Regions from separate parts of the Homo sapiens genome. Here region 1 is linked to region 2. The links are chromatin loops, found by intact Hi-C in ENCODE. Cell type or tissue: PC-9. All regions are shown on one strand. Links, peaks and the distances in the headings refer to the core of each region. The heading gives the core; the rest is flanking DNA. Region 1 has its middle 220 kb from the start of IGFBP3. Region 2 has its middle 110 kb from the start of IGFBP3.

Region 1 (2,918 bases), core at 244-2,743, 110 kb after region 2:
TACAAACAACAGTGAGAAAACTGTGAGACAGTAACACAGATCTAACATTTGTACCATCAGAGTCCCAGAGGGAGGGCAATAAAAGGGTGGGGCTGAGAAACTAACTGAAGAAACAAAGGCTGAAAATGTCTCAGATTTGACAAAGAATGTAGAGCAACACTTTAAAAAAGCCGAGTGTTCTCCAAACAAGATAAGCCTAAATAATTACAAAACAAAACACATCATAATTGAACTTTAGAAAACTAAAGACAAAAAAAGAAAAAAAAAAAAAGCATTGATCCTTGGGCACCCATGGATGAAGAGGCTCCGAGAGATGCTGCATAGGTGGAAAAACCAAGACCAGGAGTGGGAACCAGATCCAAAGCTGAACATTTCAGAGGATCCTGAGTGTCAGATGTCCAGGGCAGCATTGCTGATGTTCCCCAGGACTCTGACCTCAGGGACGGTTCAGAGAAGCTGCAGCTGTACGACACAGGGAAGAAAACAAAATTAAAGAGCAGAGAATTTAGGGTTTTGACAGCCCAAGGTTATAACCCTCCACCATCTAAAGAGGAGATAGCCAAGAAATTGGGAAAAAGTGAAGTCAGCACACACCTCATTGCAATTCAGAGCATTGCTAGGATGCAGTTGTTCCATATATGTAGCAAATATTTCAACTGACATTCAGATCTTCACAAGCACCACAGGATCCCTGCTCATGAGAAGGTCTACAGTGGAAAGAAGATGGGAAAGGCTTCAGATATGGGTTGAAATAGTCATGGCACCAGAAAATCCACACTGGGAAGAAGCCCTGCTCACATCAAGCATGTAGACAATGCCTTCACTGGGCATTGGGAAGGAGGAAAGAAAGGAGGAAAGAAAGTCCTTCCTTCTGCAACATCAGAAACTTCATAATGGAGAGAAGCCCTAGAAATGTGGGGACTTGGGGAAAACCTTCAGATATAATGGAACACTTATTCAGCATCAGAGAACCCACACTGGGGAGAAACCCTTTGAATGTAAGGAATATGAACATGCTTTTCGGTTCATGAGTGTGCATTCACACTAAGGAGAAACCCTACAAATGTAAAGGGTGTGGGTGTAGTTTTAGTCTTCCTCTGTCCTGATTCAGCATCACAGAGTCTACAGGGAGAGAAATGTTATGAATGTAAAGAGCATGCAGGGCCTTCTGCCAGAGGTGGGTAATTCTTCAGCACCAGAGATTCCATGCTGGGAAACCGTCTGTGAACTTGGGGAATGCTGGCAAAGGCTCCCTGTGTCTCTTGCTTCACAGTGCAGCAAGGAACACACACTGGGGGAGAATTTCATGAATGCCAGGAATGTGAGAAAGCATCCAGTTGAAAAATCATCTAGGTTCTGCATCAGAGTTTGCACTGGGGAGAAACTTTATGAGTGTAAGGTGTGTGGGACAACAGCCTTCCAATGGGGCACAGCTTTCAGTTTTACTCAGCATCAAAAATTGCACTTTGGGAGGCCGAGGTGGGGGAATCACAAGGTCAGGAGTTCAAGACCAGCCTGGCCAAGATGGTGAAACTCCATCTCTACAAGAAATATAAAAATTAGTGGGGCACGGTGGCAGGCGCCTGTAATCCCAGCTACTCGGGAGGGGAGGCTGAAGCAGGAGAATCACTTGCACCCCGGGGGCGGATATTGCAGTGAGCCGAGATCGCACCACTGCACTCCAGCTTGGGTGACAGAGTGAGACTCGGTCTCAAAAAAAAAAAAAAAATTGCACAACGGGAAGAAAGGCACCCATGGTTCTGGGCTGCTCTTTTCTGTCCCCCTCCCCTTCTTGCCAATGCTTGTGGTCTGCCCCAGTTGTGACCCTCTCCCCTCCTCCCCACCTCTAGTGCCCCTTCTCCCTCTATGCCCCTTTTATGCTATTCTTTTCTTTTGAGTACATCTCCTTCAGGACCTTGCTTCCTCTGGAAGTCACTCCTCATAGCCTGAAAGCTTTGTCTCACTCCCTATGAACTCCTTTATGTTTTCATTACCCATCAATAATGGCCCAAAGTGAGCAGGGTTCTCACTGGTTTCCCATCATGTCTTTAATGACACTTTCCTGGTCTTGCAGAAGTTATTATCACTTTCCCAACTCCTTTTCAATTTCTCACATTAAAGACCACTTTTAATGACTCTGACTCTATCCCCTGGGAAGGAAATGGACTATCTATTTAGTTTGCCCTGCTTTGGGGGTTACTGGAGTTGGAAGAGTTTGTAGAAGATTTGGGGTTTTAGGAGATTGTGTCATCACAAGTCACAGACCATTGTAATTGGAGAAGCCTTCTGGAAGAGGCCATCAGAGAAGGCACCCAGTGGTTGCCCTCGGGATGGATGATGAGCCATTTGGTTGGTCAGGGGCAAGGCTCATTGTGCGGAACCGGAGTCTTGGTATTTTTAATTGCCCTCATAATTTTTATTACCAGTTATGAGTATCCTGGGTGACTATGTCATAGACCAAGAAAATAACCTCTGAACAGAATGTGAGTGATTAATTTAAAATTATGGCTTTAACTAGACTGGAAGGGAATGTGGTTTTTCTGTTTGGATTTCTTTTCTATTCTTATTCAGATGTCTGTTAACTTCAGTGTTCACTCCAATCCATAGATGCCAAGAGTGAAGTGGGCTGGGGCATTTCATTTCTAAAAGTACACATGGCATGGAGTCAGCAGCTTCACGCTGGGAAGTGCCCGAGAAAAGGGGAGGAGCGATGCACCCCTGGCCTGCTGAGAGGAGTCTGTGCCAGCCTCACTTCTGATGCCTCACAGCTCTCTGACACGATTGCATCCCCCAGATGCCTCACGGAGAAAATGTGAATTTGGGACTGGTGACACGTCAATTAATTTCACAACACCGGAAAGCACACTCAGGATGCTGGTCTTATCACGTGTTGGATCTCACTGGATTAGCTGTTTTCC
Region 2 (2,918 bases), core at 193-2,692:
CAGGAAGTTTCACAATGTCTTTCTATACAATGTCTGGAATCTATAGGTAACATCAGTTGCTAGGTCAGGGGTCAAATTTTAACTACCAGGCTTAGGTCAGGCAGGCCCAGGCTGGTTTCTGGTCTAGTTCCTTGGTTTCGGGTCTGGTTCCTAGGCACCGGGCTACCTGCCTTTAGTTTTGCTTCTCTTTCCTTTTCTGAGTATAAAACAATATAAAACAATATGAGAGGGTCTATCTCTCTTCTCTCACTCCGAGTAAAGTCCTAACGTGGGTAATTTGTGTCTTCTTTCTTCTTTCCTTGGTTGGACCATGTAACAACATGCAGACTTAATTTTCTTTGCTAAACATGTATACATTTTTTCTACATATGCTTTATATGAGTTTTCAGTCTCTGAAATAGCTAGCAAAAATTAGGCCATAAAATCAATGAATACGATTTTAAATATATGATTTTCCTTTTGTAAACTGTAATGAGACACAATTAGATAAAAATGTCATTTTGAATTTTAGTCCCTATTGGTACCACTAATTATTATTATTTTGTTAATTTGTATTCAAGTGTAGAAAATAAAGGCATACAGCGACTTGGATCCAGGAAAAAAGATAATGCGATTGGAAGAAAATACACAGGCAATTTAAATCCAGCTGTTCTGAGCTTGAAATCCTTGAGTGTGGGAACAAATGATTTGTAGTCATTGAATTCTCAGATTTCAATTCATTACGGCAGAATTTGAGTGTGAGCTTGAGATGATCAAGGGAAAGTCTATAAGGGGAATTAGGATTACGTCAAAACGTTTGTAATGTTGGACAAAAGCAAGTTCCCAAGGCACAATTTTAGCTTCCTAAGTAAGTCTTTCTCTGAAGGACCTTAATTTAGGTATTTTTTTTTTTTGAAAAGAGTCAATGCTTTTAAAGTTAAGAAAGAAAAATTGTAGTTGTAGTTGGGCAGGATCAATAAGAATGTTAAAAATGGAAAAGTAAGCCAAAGTTAATATCACAATGTGATCAAAGCATAAAAATGTTTAAAGCCTTTTATGTGCTACTTCTGGGTCATCTGAATGCCAGGGCCAAGTCCAACCAATTAGCCAATACCATTGTGTAAACTATTTTTCCCGTTTCCTTTCTATATTTGCAGAGACTTAAAGTATGCTGTTTAACCCGAAACAATGATTCTTAATGGGTGAGGTCACAAGAGCCAGCCTCTTTGGTCGGATCCATTAACTAGAATGGGGTGGGTTTTCCATGATATGCAGGTGTTCGTAACTTGTGCATCTTGAGCACGGGGCCCAGACTGTTGATGACAAAGTATGTAGAGTGTTTTCAGAGATCGGATTTGATAACACTGCTTTGAGTCTGGACAGAAGATAAGGTGCCTTCCTTAAGTGGCTTTTTCAAATGATACAGAAGGAAGTGCATGGAAATGGGATGTGCAAGTTCCAGCTTTTCTACTCGGACCAAAGACTAGCCTGTTACCTTCTATGAACCTTAACTTTCTCACATGCGAAATGGGAGAACTCACTGTCACATGGCTGACCAGGGGCAGGTGCTCCAATGTTCATGCATCAACTCAGTGAGGTGTTGAAGGTGTACTCTGTGCCCTGCGCTCTTCCAGGGAGATAGTGGCAAGCAGGACTGTGGCCCTTTTTTCACCTCACTGAGTTTATGCTCTCACTGAGTGTGAGAAAGCGGAAAACAAACAAACAAAAAAAAACCCAAATAAATACTTAAGATATTTTCAGAGGTGACTCAAGACAAGTCAGACATGTGCCAAACTGGTGGGAAGAGCATTTTAAGTACAGGAAACAGAAACACCAAAGGCCCTGAGGCAGGAATATACTGAGAGTACATTTGGATTAGGTCAGTGGCTCTCATACTTTGCTGCCTTATTATCCCCTGGGGCCTTGCTAAAACTCTGAATCTCCACCCCAAGGTTTAGACTCAGCAGATCAGGGTTAGGGCCCGAGAATCTGCATTCTTCATTGGACTCCCTGGTGCTGCTGGCATTGGCTCCACATGTTGAGAAGCTTGGATTAGAGGAAAACACAGAAGTCTAGTTCGGCTGACTGGGAAGCAGCAGGTGGAGAGTTGGGTAGGGAGATCTGTGAGGGAGGGGCTTGTGCAGGAAGGAGTTTAGGTTTTACTGATTGAAGTGGGAAGCCATTAGAAAGATCGCCCTGGTGCTTTGTGGAGAACAGTTCACAGCAAGAAAGCAGGGAGACAGGTTAGGGGCTCTCGCAGCGATTTAGGCCAGCAGTTAGGGCAGGTTGGGCTAGTAGTAACAGTGGAGGTGGTTGTTTTCAGTTATCCCTTGGAAGTAGAGGTGTCAGGCCTTGCTGATGACAGGATCTGGGATGTGAAGGAGAGAAATGAGCCAAGGACAGCAACCAGATATGAAGCCTGGGCACCCTGCAGCTGGTCAAATGTGTGTAAGGACCATTGACAGTCATGTGGTGGGGCTGGGCCGGGGCTGTCTCCCTTCTCTCCCAAACACGGCTTGTAATAATATCAAGACATTTAAGGTGCGGTGAGGTAAGTCAACCAGGGGCTGGGCACTTTTCCTCTTTAAGACCCCAGCCTGCAGGTGGCCGGACCTTCTGCGAAGCTCCAGTTGACGAGTTAGTTTTTCTCATGTGGTTCAATGACAGGGACTGACAGACACATTGTTTTGACAAAGTCTGCTCTTTTTGCTGTAATATTCCTTCTCCACATCAGAGTTCTGAGGATGGATAGCTCTAATACCCACCCTTGGAGATTACTGGAGATAAATTTATGTGAGACAGTGTAACAGAGGAAAAAGCATGGTGTTTGGAATGCCAAACCTAGGATTGTATCTTTATTCCCTCCTCCAGACTGCAGGCATATTACTTAACTTCTCACTGTCTTCATTTTCTTGTTTGAAAAATAGAGATAATAATGT

The links. Peaks named below come from ENCODE experiments on the same cell type or tissue, not always from the same donor. Only the 100,000 strongest peaks of a DNase experiment are listed, where the experiment ranks them.
Region 1: it touches region 2 in a loop (6-fold over the local background); 2 of 110 quality-filtered maps call a loop at or near these places.

Annotation. Positions count from the first base shown.
Region 1 is chr7:46,144,298-46,147,215 of GRCh38, forward strand. It overlaps the pseudogene ZNF619P1. Among named protein-coding and RNA genes, the nearest start is that of IGFBP3, 220 kb to the left of the region's middle. In PC-9, for the core only: no CTCF peak of the experiment used is centred there; a DNase peak (open chromatin) is centred at 1,284; H3K27ac peaks cover 2,500 bases.
Region 2 is chr7:46,031,394-46,034,311 of GRCh38, forward strand. No RefSeq gene overlaps it. Among named protein-coding and RNA genes, the nearest start is that of IGFBP3, 110 kb to the left of the region's middle. RefSeq lists an enhancer at 2,134-2,633. In PC-9, for the core only: no CTCF peak of the experiment used is centred there; DNase peaks (open chromatin) are centred at 1,178 and 1,748; H3K4me3 peaks cover 436 bases; H3K27ac peaks cover 2,500 bases.